Linked DNA regions of Homo sapiens: region 1 is linked to region 2. Evidence: chromatin loops called from intact Hi-C (ENCODE). Cell type or tissue: heart left ventricle. All regions are shown on one strand. Links, peaks and the distances in the headings refer to the core of each region. The heading gives the core; the rest is flanking DNA. Region 1 holds the start of PRDM12 (PR/SET domain 12). Region 2 overlaps ASS1 (argininosuccinate synthase 1).

Region 1 (8,313 bases), core at 1-8,000, 180 kb before region 2:
GCACCAGGCTGGACAGCTTCTGCACTTCTGCGGCGGCGGGGCCAGGAAAACCGGTCAGAGCCCGAGGCAGCCGAGGCCCGGCCCTTCCTTCCCCGCCGGGACCCCGGCTTCGGTCCTGCCCAGACCAGCCAAACCCAAGTCGGCCCCAAATCCAGAGAAGCCACCCGGGTGTGGAGGAAGTCGGATGTGCGGAGGCTCAACGACCTCTCCTCTGTTTGCAACCTGGAGACCCTCCGTGCCCTGGAAAGCGAGTGGTGCGTTGGGGATCATTTTTAGAAGTGGGTTTTTAGTCTCTCCGCGAATTCTCAAAGCATTCGCAACTTCTTCCATCCTCTGCCCCGGATAAGTTTAAGAATTAATGAGCCAACGGCAGCGAGCGGTTTTATGCACAGGGAAACTGAGGCCAGGTCCTGCAAGGAGGTGAAGGCCAACCGGAGACTCTTTCGCCTAGTCGGCTTCCGGGAGCCCACTGTGTGTCCAGGCTCTGGGCACTGGCAGAGGAGCCGGGCCGTGATCAGCGCTGGGGACAGACCTCGGGCTGGCAGGTGTTGGAGGTGCCAAAGAAGCACCGGCAGCAGCTGGCCAGGCTCTGCGCTCGCTGTGTGACCCCGGGCGCGCCCGAGTCCCTCTCTGCTCCCAGGCCCTGGGGTGCCAGGGAGGGCGGCGCCCGGGCTCAGACAAACCCCGATGTCATCTCTCTGGGCGGGGAGGAGCCGCGGCGGCCCCCAGCTCCCCGAGGGTTCCCCTGTCGGGCATCTGCGGCAGGGCTGGAAGCGGCGAGGCGCACAAGGGCGGCCTCCATGTCTTACAAGGTTCCCCTCTAAGCTACCTGGGAAAATACCCGGCGAGCGGGCCGGCTGAAAGGGGGGGGTTAAACGGTGTCCATTGCGGCGCGGCGGGCAATTTGTCACGCTGTTAAAGTGATCGCATTCATTCGGCTCCATTCGAAAGAAATTGCTAATTCTAAATTCATTAGCCCTGGAAGAATGCTGTAGCAGTAAATTGTAGCTCAATGCGGAGGGGACTTGTTTAAAAGGGGCCGAGGAATTCCCCTTACAAAAAAGGGGGATTAGATGGTTGACATAGCGTGAATGGAAGTGGAATTAGTCTTCACGGTAAATTAAGAGAGGAACAGAAATCGTAAAGGGGGAAAAGAGGGCGACGCGCAGAGATGCCAGAGCCAGGGAAAGATATTGTTTGCGGGTTGATGAATGAGGAATAAGAACTTGAGACATCTTAAAGAAAAGAAACTTTTCTCGCTCTCTCTTTCTCTCCCTCGCTCTCCCCGCGGCTTTTTCTCCCCGCCCGCCCTCCCTCCACCCCCTCCCCAGCCCCGGCTGCCTTTTAAAGTTCTTGGTTTAAGTGGGAACTTTCGTGGGTCAAGCCCAAGTTAACTAAATGAATTTAAAACCCCTTCTTTTTGAGTCAACTGCTATTACACGCCTAGTAAGGCTGTAAATGCCGGGAACCCGCCAGCTCAAGCGCAGGAGGGGAAGGGAGGGGCCGGCGGGGGCGTCGGGGCCGAGCGACGGGGTCGCCGGGGTCGGTCCTTGAGCCGGGTGGGCTGCGGAGCTGCTTGGTGGCTCGCGTCCTGGTTTGGCCCATGGGGAAACTGAGGTGCACCGAGCGCCGGGAGAGCCCAGGTTGGCGCGAGTAGCAGCGAGGCCGGGTATCCCAGCCGCGTCTCGCGCATCGCCAGGACGGGAATGGGGGTCGCCGGGAGGAGGGATTGCGCCGGGCTCCGACGGCTGGACTCACCGCCGGAGAAGGACTGCGCCAGCACCTCGGCGGTGAAGGCTGTCTTGGGGCTGGCGTGGTGGCTCTTGTCCTCGAAGAGCTGCTCCCCGAGCACGTTGCGCCAGCGGCCGTACAGGAAGCTGTGCAGGATGTCGGAGGTGATAACCTCGGCCAGCGCCAGTCCCGGCGCCTTCAGCCCGGTCTTGAGCACCAGGGCCTCAGCCGGGAGCACGGAGCCCATCATGGGCGGCCCGGAGCTCCCCGGCGCCGGGGGACGGCCGGGCCGACGGGGGAGGTGGGCGGGCGAGAGGGGAGCCCAAGGGGCGAGAGGAGAGCGCTGCGATGGAGAAGGAACCAGAGCAGGGGGAGGACGGAGAGGAGGAGGACGCAGGAGGGAGCGGGAGGTGAGGGGGCGACTGGGAGGAAAGCGAACGAGGGGGAGAGGGGAAGAGAGATGGTGAAATCTGTAGAGATGGCAAAGGCGGCGCGGAGGGTGGAGAGACGCGGGTGGAGGCGGAGGCGGGTGCGGGGGGTGCAGGGTGGGTGAGAGGCGGGTGGTTGCAGGGAAGCGGCAGCAAGGGGCTCAGGCGCGCGCTAGCCTCTCGCACACTCGGCCGGGGCCGTCTTCCCCTTGGCAAAATCTCAGCGCCTTTATAGGAGCCGCAGTGACCCTCCTAATTGGTTATTAATGACCCCCTGACGTCGGAGGACAGACTTGTTGTACCCGGCTGGGCTCGAGGAGCCTTCGTCGCGAGAGCGCGAGGGGCGGGGGCGCGCGGACCGCTCCAAACAGTACCCCTCCACTCCTCTCTCCCCTTCCTGGTCCTTCCTCCCCCCTCCTGTTTTTCCTTCTCTCCCCGTGGGAAGCGCAGGGCAGGGAGGGAGGCTCAGCCGGCTCTGAGGAGAGGAGGGGACGGAGAAGGGGAGGGGGTGCGGCGAGGCTCTCTAGGACTCCAGGGACCAGGCTAGACAAGAGGGGACGCCTGGCTTCGGGCCCCGCGCTCCCCTCAGGCCTGATCTATGTTCACCGGCCTGGCCCAGCCCGGCGTTCACCTTTACTTTGCTGCCCCGGCTGGCCGGCCCAGCCCTGCACCGCTCTCCCTCCCCGGCCAGAGCCCGCGTCCTCTTCCCTCTCCGGCCCTGCACTCCCCGGGCCGCCACAGTCGCCCCGAGCTCGCGCGCAGCCCTAGTTGCCACGCGGATCCCCTGCTCAGACTGCGCTGCTGAAGCCGGCGCTTCGCTTCATACGGGCCGCGCCAACTCGGTCGCTGTGCACGGTCGGGTGCGAAACTCCTCCGCGGGCTCACGGGGCTGCCGAGGCGGGGCCGCAGCGGCCGTCGGGGCTGGGGCTGGTCCCGGCCTGAGACAGCTTCATGGAAGGCCAGGCTCCCGGCCCTTGCGGGGCCAGGTCGGGGGTCGAGATGGGCGGACAGGAATCGCCCTGGCAGCCTGTCTCTGGGAAAAGAATTTCCTACGGGATATAGGGGGATTGAAAGGGGTCCCGAGACCCTTCCTAGGTGGGAGCAGGCGTGCCTGAGAGCGAAGTCCCTCAGAAACTGCAGGCAGCTCCGCGAGAGGCCTCAGTGCGGGTTCGGCTTGCGGCCCGGCTTTCCGGCTCCTTGCTGAGCTGCAACCTCGGGAAGCCGGTGGCGTTGCGGCGCCCCTTCCTTCTTGCCTCCTAGTTCTTTCTTTCTCCTCTGCCTCTCTCTTCTTTCCCTTCCTCTCCTCTATTCCTCCTGCCCATCATCCCAGGAGCAGACTTGCTTTGCGGCGGTTTCGAGGCACCTCGGAGCCCAGCGATCCCCTCTCCCGAAGCAGGTAGCTGCTGAGCCCAGCGGAAGGCCCCGCTTCCTGCAGGCTTCGCGGCTCCCCAGTGTCAGCCTCAAGCCTCGGACCCCAGGCCCTGACATGCTGGGTGAGGGAGCTCACCCCACCTGCCGCACTTCTGGCTCCCATCACCAGCCTACAATTTCAGATGCCGCTAACAGAGGTGCCTGGACCCTCTCGGCGTGGGTCAGGCTCACGGATTAGTCTCCGCTGGACTGTGTGGACTCCCTAGACCTTCTCCTCAGCGCGGAGGACTTGGGTGGAAGAACAGCGAGCTGACCTCCCATGAGCGAGACCCTGTCCAAACGCCTGTTGGCATAGACGCCCCTCCACCACCCGGACGCGCCTTGGCTAAGAGGGTCTCACACCTGGCGTCCAGACTCCAGACCCCTGGTCCCCAGTTCCTGCCAGTAGTCTCCGGCATCCCCCGTCCCCGTTGGGACGCAAAGGGAGGAAGGCGGCGGTAGCTGGCCTTCAGACCCTGCGTCCGGGTCCGCCCGAGGCTGGAGCCCAAGGAAGGGCACACCTGGCAGAAGGCAGGACCGTTGGGCAGGGCGCCAGCAGAGGGCAGCGCTGCTGAGGAGGGAGGTGGGTTAGGGTCGCCGAACCCTCCACTCATTTTTCGACGCAGCTTGTGGGTCGCATCGGCTCCCTGGCCAGAGCTCGAGTCTGAGGGGGCGTATGGAGTCCGATGGCTCCTGCAGGGGAGCCTCACCGGGGCCTACTTCTTGGCTTCTGGGAAGACCTAGGTGGAGAGGACAAAGTGCTAGGAGCGAGGGAGACGACGTCGGGGAGCGCTGCCAGGAGCCAAGCGCTGCGGCAGCTCCCAAGCCCCGAAAGCGACCTCAGTTCCTCCAGGACACCAAAGGGGGATAAGGACTGCTGTGTGTCCTGTGGACTGCCCCTTTCCTCTCTGGGCCTCGGTGTCCCTGTCTGTGCAATGGTTTGAGTTGGACTTTGTGAACTGAGGTTTCTTTGCTTGGTCTCTCTTTGGGTAAGATCACTTTACCCCACGACAACCCCGAGGATTTTGCCCTCTCCAGGGCCACGTCCCACTGCGGGAAGCCCTCAGGTCTGTGCATCCTCCGTGCTGGGGTGCAGCGTTTGGGTCCTGAACCCCGGCTTAGAGTTAGAGGCTTGGATTCCGCTGGCGCAGTGACCACGGGCTCGGACTGCGGCCAGGGAGTCCCATTCCTCTCCTCCGGACCCGCAAGCCCGGAGAGCAGTACTGGGAGCCGGGCAGAAGCGGAGCGCAGAACGTCCTCCCAGCTGGTGCGCCCAAATCTCCACCGCGCTCACATTTTGTGCTTCTAGTCTAGCGGCAAAACCCACCTGGACCCCCGCCCGGGGAAAAAGGAGCCCGTAGGTAGCGCCCAGTCTCAAGGTGCATTGAAATAGGGAGCAAGACCCTGTGCTCACATCTCCCCGGGAGGAGATTTCGAGGGGAAACATTCCGGGCTTTCCCAGCGGATGACCCGTGTTATTTTGTCATTTTCCGCGGGGCCCAGGCGCGGAATGTGCTCGCGCAAAAGCCCCCTCCCCTCGGCCGGGCCGGAGCTCTCAGGCTCCGTCGCCCCCCTCGCCCGCTGGCCGCCACTTGGCGATCTCTTTAATATTCATGGGCGTTAATAGAGAGGCCCTCAGTATATCGGTCCATTGTGGGCGGCTCGTAGGACTTGAATAGGCCTCGGCCCCCTTTCTTCGGCGCGGCTTCCCGAGGGGCCGGGCCAGGAGTGAATGGCCCCGCTTCCCGCTCCGCGCCCCCTCCCCCTTTCAGGGAGAACATCTTTATCCTCTTCTCCGCTGCCGCCGCCGCCCGGGCCCCCATTCACGCGGCCCCGGCTCCGGGCGGAACGAATCAATTTGCCGCGGCTCTTCGGAGGTCATCCTCGCCGCCCGGGTGCCCTCTTCCCCTGAGCCCACGGGAGTGGAGAGAGGGCCGCCGCGGCAGGCCGACGGCCCCACGGAGGGACATTGAAGGGGAAGTGGAGGAGAAGAGCAGGGGCGACCCGGAGGGGTGGCTGGGCCGGGGCGGGCAAGACAGTCTCAGGGCCCGGCAGCCGCCCGGGGTTGGCTAATTTCTAGTTGTTGCCCCGCTCAGGGCGGAGCGCCGAGGGGAAGGAGGCCGCGGCCCAAGCCCGGAGGTCCGTTCGTCCTCCCCTTGAGGCACCAGCGCGCGTCCCTTCGGCCCGGCTGAGGCACCTATGAGAACGGGGGCGTGTGGGACAGCCCAGGGCCCCGCACGACGCTTTCGTTCTCGCCGGTGCGCCGGGGCTTAGCTCCGGGAGAGCCAGGTCCCGACAGTGCGCTTCAGGGGGACGCTCGGAAGGGCGGCCGGCTTCGCGGCTCCTGCGCCCTCGCTCTGGGGCCCGGGCCTGGGTGCGGGGGAGGGGGGTGCGAGTCGGTCAGGCGGGGCCAAAGCGCACGGGTCCCCGCCCTGCCCGCCCCGCCGGCCCTCAGAGGCGCAGAAAGAAGCCCATTGTCCGCCGAGAAATACATTTTTGGGGGCCGAGTGAAAGCCCGTCTTTCTTTTGAACTTTAGAAGAAAGTCTCCTGTTCTCGCCCCTCGGAGGGAGAGATTTGTCCCCCCTCCCGGGAGCTCCGCGCGCCTCCTCCTCCCGAAACATCTGCCGGGGGAAAATCCACCCTGGAGGGCAGATCGCGCTCGCTTTAAGCCTGGCGAACTCATTAAAAAGATATTAGCGGCGGGGGCAGGTCCCGCGCAGGTATCGATCGGCCGGAATGAGCCCGAGGAAGAAAAGGCGAAGAATGCGCCCGCGCCGCGCTCAGACGCCCACCCGCCCCGCCCAGCCCCTGCGCCCCAGCCCCGCATAGGGAGAGGGGCCCCCGCGCCGCCTCGCACTGTCTGTGAGTCCCGCGGCCCGCGGTCCAGCCGCCCCCACCCGGGCTCCTCGGCACAGCCCCTCGGCAACCCTCCCCTGCCGGTGCTGCGCTCCGTCCTGGCTTCCCCTGCGCGCAGGTTCCCGGCCGCTCCCCTCCTCCGCCCGCTGCCGTCGCGCGCCCAGCATCCGCGTCTCTCTTCTCCCCCTCTCCTTCTCTTCCTCCTTCCCCAGCGCTCCCCTCTTTCGCTGGCGCTCCGACTCCCTCTCCAGCTTCGCACACCCTCTCCGCTTCCTCCTCGCACGTCTCTCTCTGGCTTTCTGAGCCTCAATCTTTCGCAGTGGCCCAGGAAATTCCTTCCTCGCGTGGGGCCCGCGCCGCTCCCCTCCCCCCACCCCCGTTCCCCGTAAGACGGTTCAGGGTTCCAGGGCGCCCCCGCCGGCGCGTACAAAGGCGCGGCTGGCTGCCAAGGCGGGTGGGGGCGAGGCCGAAAAAAACGGTTTCAACAGACGTGACTCGGGGCCAGGCCTGCGCGGGGCTGCCGGCGGAGTGGCGGCCTCGGCTCAGTGAATGGGGACAGCGGCCCCCTCTCCCACCCCACCCCTGTCCCCTCCCAATGTAATTAGCTTTCAAGGCTCGGGAGAGACAAAGGCGCGCCCCGGGGCGCCCACGTGGAGTGCGTAGGCGCGAAGTCGGCGCCCCGACCGGCAGGTGACTGGCACGCGAGTCTCCCCAGGCGCCCAGGGGCGGAGGAGGGGAAGCCCCTCCCCTGCGCCTCTCGAACCCCCTTCCATCGCCCACACCCCGGTCCCCAGGCCAGCGATGCCAGCGCCACAGCCCAGGCTGATCAAGGCGGCGGGAACGACGGGAGAGACGCCGGGGACACCAGGAGACCGGGCGGTGGGAGAGACAGAGGCGCAGGCTTCTGGAAGCAGAGGGGGCGAGACAGGGGTCGGGGGAGACTGAGGCAAGGCGATGCCGAGGTGGAGGGAGCAGATGAAAGGCCGAGTCGGAGACGCAGGGGTACAAAGACTCGGAGATGAAGGAAGCAGAGGGGGAGAGGCACGGCTTCCGAAAGAGCGGGAGGCCTGGAGAGGCTTTCAAGAGCTGGATCACCAAGAGGGAGCAACAGGGTGCTACAGAGAGACTGGAGTGTGAGGGCAAAAGGAGTCCTGGGGAAAACAGCAGGGAAAGGTTGAAGAGGGCAGGCTGGTTGGGGTCTGTGGGAGGCAGGCGCCCTCCCTGTCCGTCTTCCCTGGCCCCTCCAGCCTCCAGCTCACCCTCCTCTGTTGCCTGCCCCTCTGGTGGGTCTAGGGGCAGCCAGAAGGAGCCCTCTCCGACCCATTCACAACCTCCTCTTCTGCCCGAGTCCCTTCCCACCCCACACCCAGCCCTTCCTCCACAACTTCCCTGAGCCGCCTCCTGCCTTCCAGAACCTTGCACTCAATTCCACCTGAAATGTCCTCCCTGCATTGCCCCAGAGCAGACAGGGGGTTGGAGTCAGGGGGCTGTGCCCTGACTGCTGCTCCCTGAGGCCACCTGCTGCCATCCAGACCATCTCCTGCCTCATGGGGAATCATTGCATTGTTCAACAAACATTTTTTGAGCACCTACTATGTACCAGGTCCCATACAAGGCCCTGGGGGCACCAAGTGACCAGGGCAGACCCAGTTCTTGCCTTCTCAGACCACCTTCCAAGCGGTGCACCCTGGTAGGCCAGAGCTTCTCCTAGGTCGCCCTGGTGGCTCTGAGGTCTCTCTTGACAGCTTTCTCTGAGGGCTCCTGCTGAAATGGCTGTGACTTCATTTGTAGAGTGGGAACAATAACCAGGCCTGTTTGTGATGCCTCACGTATCAGGTGAATGAGCTCACACTCAAGTTGCAGAGTGAATGGTGAAAAGGTGCTTGT
Region 2 (8,252 bases), core at 253-8,252:
TCTTCCACCATACGTTACATCACTAAAAGGGCAGGTTCTCAGTTATCCTGGGAATTTACTAACATCTTTCTACAGTGGCTGCTTGAAAAAAACCCAGAAAGGATTTGTACACTCATGTTCATAGCAGCATTAATCACAATAGCCAAGAGGCGGAAGCAACCCAGGTGTCCATCGAGGGATGAGTGAAGAAGCAAAATGCAGTCCATCCATACGATGGAATATTATTCAGCCTTAAGAAGGAAGGGGGCCGGGCACAGTGGCTCATGACTGTAATAATTCTAGCACTTTGGGAGGCCGAGGCAGGTGGATCACCTCAGGTCAGGAGTTCAAGACCAGCCTGGCCAACATGGTGAAACCCCGTCTCTACTAAAAATAACAAAAAAATTTAGCCGGGCATGGTGGTACATGCCTGTAGCCCCAGCTACTTGGGAGGCTGAGGCAGGAGGATCACTGGAGCCTGGGAGGCAGAGGTTGCAGTGAGCTGATTTCACACCACTGCACTCCAGCCTGGGTGACAAAGCAAGACTCTGTCTAAAAAAAAAAAAGGAAGGAAATCCTGACACATGCCACAGCATCAACATAAGGCCGTGACGCTAAGTGACAAAGGCCAGGCACAAAAACAAACACTGTATGTTCCACTCATGCGAGGTCCCTCGAGTCATCAAAATCATACAGCCAGAAATGGTGGCTGCCAGGGGCCGGGGTAGGGAAAATGGGGAGTTTCATGGGGCCAGAGTCTCAGCTTTGCAAAAAGAAAATGTTCTGGAGGTGGACGGTAGTCACAGTGGCACAGCCCTGGGAAAGGACCTAATGCCGTTGAGCGGCACGCTTACGCATTTTAAAATGGTTCATTTTATGTTACATGTATTTTACCACAGTTTTAAATTAAAAAAAAAAAAAAACCATGAAGGATATTGGTTTTGACTCTGAAGCCTACCGGGGATCTGGGGAGGCTGAGTCTGCTGAGCCCTCGTGCACTAACCAGAAGTTTCCTCCTTGGAGAACTCCTCCAGTCTTTGATCTTTAAGTCTTAGAATCACGGAAATGTCAGAGCTTGCATTAGGATCAATCCGGTACCGTGTTCTCCCGACTGTTAGCTGCCAACCTAATATTCAAACAGCCTGCGGCAGAAGCCCAGCATATAGAAGAGATGGCAGAGGTTGTGCTGGGAGGAACAGAGGCCCCTCTGCAAACTCTGGACTCACCTTAAATCTAGTCCCACACACCAGTTTTACAAATGAGAACCTGAGGCCTGGGGAGGGGGGTGGCTTGCCTAATACCACCCAGCCAACTGGAGGGGGAATGGGCCCGGCCCCGGGGTCTCCCATCTCAGCTCCAGGTGGCCTCGAAGGGCCTTTGGCAAAGTGATCAACTGCTAACCAGAGCGTGAGAGAAAAAGCCCAAGTCCAGGCTGTTGCTGTGGAGGAAAAGCTTGGTTCTCACCATGGCTCCGTGTTCCTGGGCAGAAGGGAACCTCTCTGGGGGCTTGGTTCTCTCATCTGTAAACCCCTGATATACTGGTGTCAGGTGACATGCTTGTGAAAGCCCCTCAGAGCAACCAGGTGCAAATATGAGTATCGTGTGCTGTGAAAGAGCCCATCCCGCTTCATTGGTGGGGGCTGCAGCCTTCGGCATGTCCACCGTCTGAATCTAGTTGTGACCTCTGATTAGGAAATGGCCTCTCTCCAAGTTTATGCAGAGATCCAAGCCCTCAAATCCCTCGGGAGTTCCTCAGGCCTCACCGTGACTCTTGTAAAACAGTTCAAATGGGTCCGTCATCATTTTCTGCAGAGTAGCTCAGAGCCACAAACCAGGAAGGGGTAAAAAGGCTGATGGCAGCAGAAACAGAGGAATGACTGAGAAAAGTCATTATAGACAGCCTGGAGAACAGGGACATAGAACTTAGCACAGGCCAGGTATGCGGGGGCTCACACCTGTAATCCCAGAACTTTGGGAGGCCAAGGAGGGAGGATTGCTTGAGCTGAGTCCAAGACCAGCCTGGGCAATATAGTGAGACCCCATCTCTACCAAAAAATTAAAAAAATTAGCTGGGCGTGGTGGCATGTGCCCGTGGTCCTAGCTACTACGCCAAGGTGGGAGGATCGTTTCAGCCCAGGAGTTCAAGACCAACCCAGGCAATATAGGGAGACCCCGTCTCTACAAAAAAATGGTAAATTAGCTGGGTGTGGTGGTGTATGCTAGGTGGGAGGATTGCTGGAGCCCAGGAGGTTGAGGCTGCAGTGAGTCATGATCGTACCACTGCACTACAGCCTCGGTGACAGAACAAGACCCTGTCTGAAAGAGAAACAAAACAAAACATGATGACCGCACACAAACATGACAGTGCCAAAAAAGCCACCAGAAAGGGGAATGGTTCAGCAGTGTGTCCAGAAAGACCAGTGTGTGCAGAAACAGGAAATCTCTGTCTCCAAAATGGCAGATATAACGATAAAGTTCGAGGAGCAAATTTTCAATCAGCCTAGAAACCTTATTACCAGAAATAAAGCAATTTCCCAAGAGCACGACACTGACAAAGTCCTGCTGGTCCTCCATCCTGGCACATGCTAGAACTGGATACATATCGGGTTGGAAACAGGCCTTCTAGTGATTAGTTTGGGTACATTTTGGAAAATTCCAGAAACTTGCAAAGCCCATCCTTACACTGGCCACAGAGTCGTAATGGCGCCATCCTGGGTAGGCCGGTAGCAGGAGCCCTCCTCATTTTCAACTCCTAGACACCCAGGCCCGCCTCCCTGCTTTTCTGTCCTCAGCTCGGCCAACTGTAGGGCAGTCCAAACTACATTTGCAGGGCTGGAGCTGGGCACCAGGAGTCCTACAACCATGCTTTACAGAAAGTGCCCAGCTTGGCCTTTACAGAAGGTGCCCAGCTTGGCTTTGCTGTGTGACTTTGGCCGGTCTCAGCCCCCTCTCTTAGACCCAGGCAACCCATCTGGAAAACAAGAAGGCTGCAAGTTCCTGCTGCTCTGACATTCCAACTTCCTTTGGGACCTACCTCAAAGGTAAGTGTTCAGAGCGTCCTCCAGGTGTGCCCTACTTACTGACAGTCTTGTCTCGAGAACATTCGAGGCCACAGCATCGCCTCCCATCAGTCCAGAGAGGGGAGGGCGCAGGTGGGGTTCAGGGCTCGAGGAAGAGCTGTGACTTGTCCAAGGTCCTCCAGCTACTGGCCCATCACAGGTGTCCCCAGGAAAATGAGGCCAGTGCCACCGGGAGCAGAGAATGTCTGGTGGGCAGAGGCCAGGCAGAACCCTCCTCTTCCTGAGCCCCCAGCACCGGCTTCCTGGCTGCCACCCTCCCAGGCAGCCTCCGGAGGGCTCACGGGCAAGGGGAAAGGCTGCAGCCACAAAACACACCAGTGCAATTAATATTCCTGCTCCTTTTCTTCGAAAGTGTTAATTGTGACGGATCAAAAAACTTGTTTTTAGGTTGCTGCCGACGCGCGCGCGCGCACGTGTGTGTGTGTGTGTGTGTGTGTGTGTGTGCGTTTAAAGCTCTTCCCTCTCCTCTCCACAGGGGTAGGGGGTACAGATGATTTCTGTGTGTTTCTTCTGGAAAAAAAAAACAGTGACAGAAACCTGATGCTAAAAGACTATGAATTTGGGGCTTTTGACAGTCGGCATACAAACCACTGCGCAGAGAGAAGGAGGAAATGACAGCTGAGCCTCTGTGTTGCCGTGGAAGAGACAACGGACATCTTTGGAGTGACACACACAGCAGCTCCAAGTGTCTATTTTCATCTCCCCGTGTTTACAGGAAAAAGACAGAGGTGTCAGCAGTTCTCTGTGGAGCAGCTTCAATCACACCATAATTACTGCCAAGAAAGGTGCAGCGGGGAGTGGGGAGACGGGCAAGGATCTAGGGGTGGCCAGGGGTGGCTGGGGGGAGAGTGGACCAAGCAGAAAGAGGTGGGAACCAAACAGCTACTGTGGCCCAAATTCTTCTCATCTGTCCCTGAGGCTGCCAGGTTAGGCAGAATGAGCAATTTTGCAGAATTGAGTGGGATCCGCCAGCTCAGCTGGGGCCTGGGCTGGAGGTGAGGGCACCTGGACTAAAGGCTCTGGTCCTTTGGGAAAGTAGAAGAAGTGATTTGGAAGAGGTGGGGCATAGGGGTTGGCTGGAGCCCAAGGGCTCCCCTCTTAGGTACCAGGGCCAAGGTGAGAAGCAGTTGCCATGGTGATGGGAGGCCAGTCAGGGTGGGACTCTAGCCATCCTCTATGCTCCTGGTGCCTGGCGGGCCCCATCCTGGGTGGGCCTCTGGGGCTGAAAACCTTTTTGCTTCACAGGTCTCCCTCCATTCTCCATCTGGAATGTTCCAGATGGTGGGTGGGCACGTTGGGCAAGTGGGTGACAGCCCTTGTTCCTTCTGGGCCAGAAAGTGGAGGAGTAAGGAGGAAGGGAGACAGGAGGGGAGAGTGGGGAATGGGGAGGAGGATGTGCAAAGAGGGAAGGGCAAGGGAGGGAAGAGGGGAAGGAGGAGGAAAGGGAGAGAGGGAGGAGGAAAGGGAGAGAGGGAGGAGGAAAGGAAGGCAAGGAGGAGGAGCAAGGCGGGGGCAGGCAGAGGTGAGACGGGCAGGGCTGGGAGGAGAGCGGAGAGGGGAGAGCGGCGGGAGAAGTCTGGGGCCAGAGAGGAGACAGAGAAAGAGGCTGAGCACAAGGACATGCGCTGGCTCCTTCCCGGCCTCCCTCGGCTTCCCTCCGGCCTGCCTTGCCCCCCTTCTCCTCCCCACTGATTTCATTTACTTCACTTAATTAGCCCCCCTCCAGAGTTAAAAAGATAATGTGATAATGACATGTGAACAGCCACAATACGGAGAAAGCTACTCCAGCCGCGGCTTCCCCAGCCCCCTGTCCCTGACCCTGAGCGCCGCTGACTAGGCCACCCCAGACCCAGGGCACTGGCGCTGCCCAACTCCCTACCCGCCCCCGCCCCCCAGAGAAAAAAATCAGCCCTTAACGAATTTCAATTACGAGCTTTGTAAAATCAATACAAATGACATGTTCCCCTTGTACACCGAGATACGGACAATAGCATCTTTCTGTTCTGCCCTCAATATAATTGACGATTAACAGCTTCTCTCATTACTGTACACTTAATAAAAACCTTGTCATGGGGGAATCCACAGTGCCCTAATTTACCGTCTCTCCTCTTTCCTTCTCACATGAAATATTTGGAGTAGAGAAATAAAAACAAGACACCACCCTAAAATTACCTAGCAACTTTGTCTTCTCTCCCCAACCCAAAGCAAGAAAATAGGTGAGTGAGGACATTCAGAGGGAGATGATACGACCTCCTCATCTGGCCCCTTGACAATTGGAGTTCCAGAGGGAGAAACTTGCCTAAGATCACACAGCAAGTTCTTGCCGTCAGAATCCCGATTTTCTTCCCTGTACGACACTGACTAAATTCTGTGCTTTTGGGGAGAGCCTCCAACAGCACACACAAAGTACCAGGGCAGAGTGAAGGCTGGGCTCCAGGAAGCTTTCCCCAGGTGGGTGGTAAGGAGCCACGGGGATTGGAACAGACTGTTGATCTCATGGCTTTGACCTTCTACGGGGATGAGGCCCCCATTCTGGGAAAAAGGTCCAGCCTCCGTGGAATGCTGTCAGCTACCATTCCACATTCAGAATAGTGCATTCCAGGTTTTCATCACTAACCACCTCCTTCAGTTCATTTTTGCTCAACTCTGCTTGACTCGCCCCACCCCACAGGATGCCATTTCACAGTGACTTCAGGCCAGTCCTTATCTTTCCAATAGGGAAGGCAATACACTTTCATCACGTATGCCAATCCTGATCATTTGGTAGTGCCTGCAAGCAGCCCTGAGATACCTCTGGAGTCAACAGGATAATGCCAGCATTGACTGGTGATGCCTGCCACAGGCATGGCAAGGGCATGCCTGTGGCAGGCCCTTATTATGATAAGACAGGTGCAATACTGGAACCCACCCCACCCCCCGCCACACTGACAGCTCCCAGAGGATGGGGGCTGCTTCTGTCCCCATTCCACATGCCCGGGGGACTGATGGCTATTTATGGAGCACTTCCAGTGTACCAGTTCCTGCCACCATACATGAGTTTGAACCCAGATCTGTCCAACTCCAGTCTAAGCTGTTAGCCCTCCACTCCATGCCACTCTGGGCCCAGATGGCAGTCCTGGTCCTGCCACTAAAGTGCCTGGGACTTGAAGCAAGCCCTCTATCCCACCCCTCCCCAGCCCTGGCTTCCGCATCTGTAAATGGGGTGCTGGTCTGTGGCTCCTCAAGGTCCCTCCCAGCTCTCCCTGGAGGGTGCACACCGCGCTGGCTCCCAAGGGCAGGCTGCGACAAAGGGGCATCTAATCACATGTTAATATAGGTAAGAGACAAAGGTAAGCCCGGATAAAAAGGAGCAGCTAATTAGTAACATTGTTCTCAAGGCCTCCCCAGAGCTTCAATTAGGTTGTTTCTCCTGAATAACAGCAAGCAAGGAGCTAAAGCCACAAGAAAGAGGCGAGCCTGCCTCCCCTTCCGCGCTCCCATGTCTTTCGAGGCAAGCCCGTCCCCGCCCCGGTCCATGCTGCCATGCCTTTCCAGGGAAACGCAGACAGGTCAGAGCCAGAGTGATGCAACTCCCAGCGCCTACCGCATTACACTTGGGGAAACTGAGGCCTAGCGATAGATGACAAGTCCAAGGTTGTTGGGCAAGGCAGGGCAAACCTGAGACCAGAAGCAGGCATCCTGCCCTCCGGACCACCACCCTTTTCTTCTGGCCCACATGGGGTGATCGGCTCTCTTTGGATTTTAGAATCTTAGTAAAAATAGCCTGAGAGACATGGGGCCGTGACTATACCGTGGCCAGGTGATATTTGGTTGTGGTATCTTTTCAAATCAACCCTAAGCAAAGAGACCTGAACATTTACCGAAACAGGAAGCCCTGACCCCACCACCAGTATAAAAATTCAGGTGCCCAATTCAGGGGCTGCAACTGCTGAAACCTTGCTCTTTCCCTCTTAGGACCCCCAAGAAAGAACACAGCATGGCTTTATCACACACTGGCAGACCCTCAGGGAGCTGAGATCCCCTTGGTGTATGAATGGGGAAACTGAGTCCTGGAGAGGAGGGTTGTGGTCAAGATGAAATGCTGATTGGCTGACAAAGGGAATCATGGGCTTTGGCTACTAAGAGAAGACAGAGGCACCTGCTTGGGGACCAACTGCCCTGCTCCTGGGCCCAGCCACAGGCGGATACGAGGCTAGGCAGGCTAGAGGCCAGCCGAGGTGGCAGGCATGTCACACTGAAGCTCAGCCTCAACTGCGGCACAGCCCCAACTGTGGCACAGCCCCATCCCTGGAGAAAAGGGCCAGTGAGCCGTGCCTGATGCTGGGACAGGTCCTTAGGCCCTGGCCGGCTCCCAGTGCCTGTGCAGCCACAGCGCCCACCCCTGGCAGGATTTTCGCCCTGCCTGGCCGGCGGCCTCCATGCGGCCTTAATGACCACGAAATCGGGCCTGCACGGTCTGCCTCCACACCCGGCCTGCCCACCCCAGACACAAGACAGCCTGACCTCCAGGCCTGGCCCTGGCCTCCCTGCTCCTCGGAGACTCCCCAGGCCCTCCTGGGCCTCTCCCAGCCCTTGGACAGCTCTTCTCATAACACCCTGAAAGTCAGGGGCAAAGGGCCCACGATCCCCACTTGGCAGGAGGGAAACTGCGGTCTCACGGGGTGTGGTGAAAGGACGTGCCCAAGGTCGCCCACGGAGCATGGGGGTAGTAGCGTCCAAAGGGGACAGGGTCTCAGGGATCTCTGGGTTTGCTGGGTCCCGAGGCAGGCCCTGAGGGAGGCTGAGCAGACTCACCTCGGGACTTCATTCCAATGAAGCGGTTCTCCACGATGTCAATACGGCCCACGCCATGCTTGCCCCTGTGGGAAGAACTGGTCCATTAGGTTCGGGCGCTACCGCAAGGCTCAGAGTCACCCACCCAGCTGGGCTGTCCCAGGGTGGGCACAGCTTAGGCCACACATTAGGCAGCATTTCAGGATCTAAGACTCAAGAGGACATCTGAGCCGGGTCACCTAGTCCAGGTGCCCACTGGACAGGTGGGGAAACTGAGGCCCAGAGAGAGCAGGGATTGCCCAGGTGTGAGTTCACATTGTTCCTTCCGTTCCCTGTGTCCTGGGGCCCTGCCTAGCGCCACAGCTAACTACTGCTCCCTTTCCTTCTATCCTGGCCTCCCATCCAGCCAAGGGCCTGAGA

What was found. Peaks named below come from ENCODE experiments on the same cell type or tissue, not always from the same donor. Only the 100,000 strongest peaks of a DNase experiment are listed, where the experiment ranks them.
Region 1: it touches region 2 in a loop (2.8-fold over the local background); 5 of 110 quality-filtered maps call a loop at or near these places.

The regions. Positions count from the first base shown.
Region 1 is chr9:130,658,322-130,666,634 of GRCh38, reverse strand. It overlaps PRDM12 (PR/SET domain 12), which reads right to left and starts at 2,041. Exons shown (of 5, transcript NM_021619.3): 1 at 1,759-2,041; 2 at 1-27. The coding sequence starts at 1,981. RefSeq lists enhancers at 1-40, 794-1,467, 2,758-3,599. In heart left ventricle, for the core only: no CTCF peak of the experiment used is centred there; DNase peaks (open chromatin) are centred at 3,564 and 6,437; H3K4me3 peaks cover 1,496 bases; H3K27me3 peaks cover 8,000 bases.
Region 2 is chr9:130,480,051-130,488,302 of GRCh38, reverse strand. It overlaps ASS1 (argininosuccinate synthase 1), which reads right to left. Exons shown (of 15, transcript NM_054012.4): 11 at 7,854-7,918. Among named protein-coding and RNA genes, the nearest start is that of ASS1, 39 kb to the right of the region's middle. RefSeq lists an enhancer at 7,482-8,237. In heart left ventricle, for the core only: no CTCF peak of the experiment used is centred there; no DNase peak of the experiment used is centred there.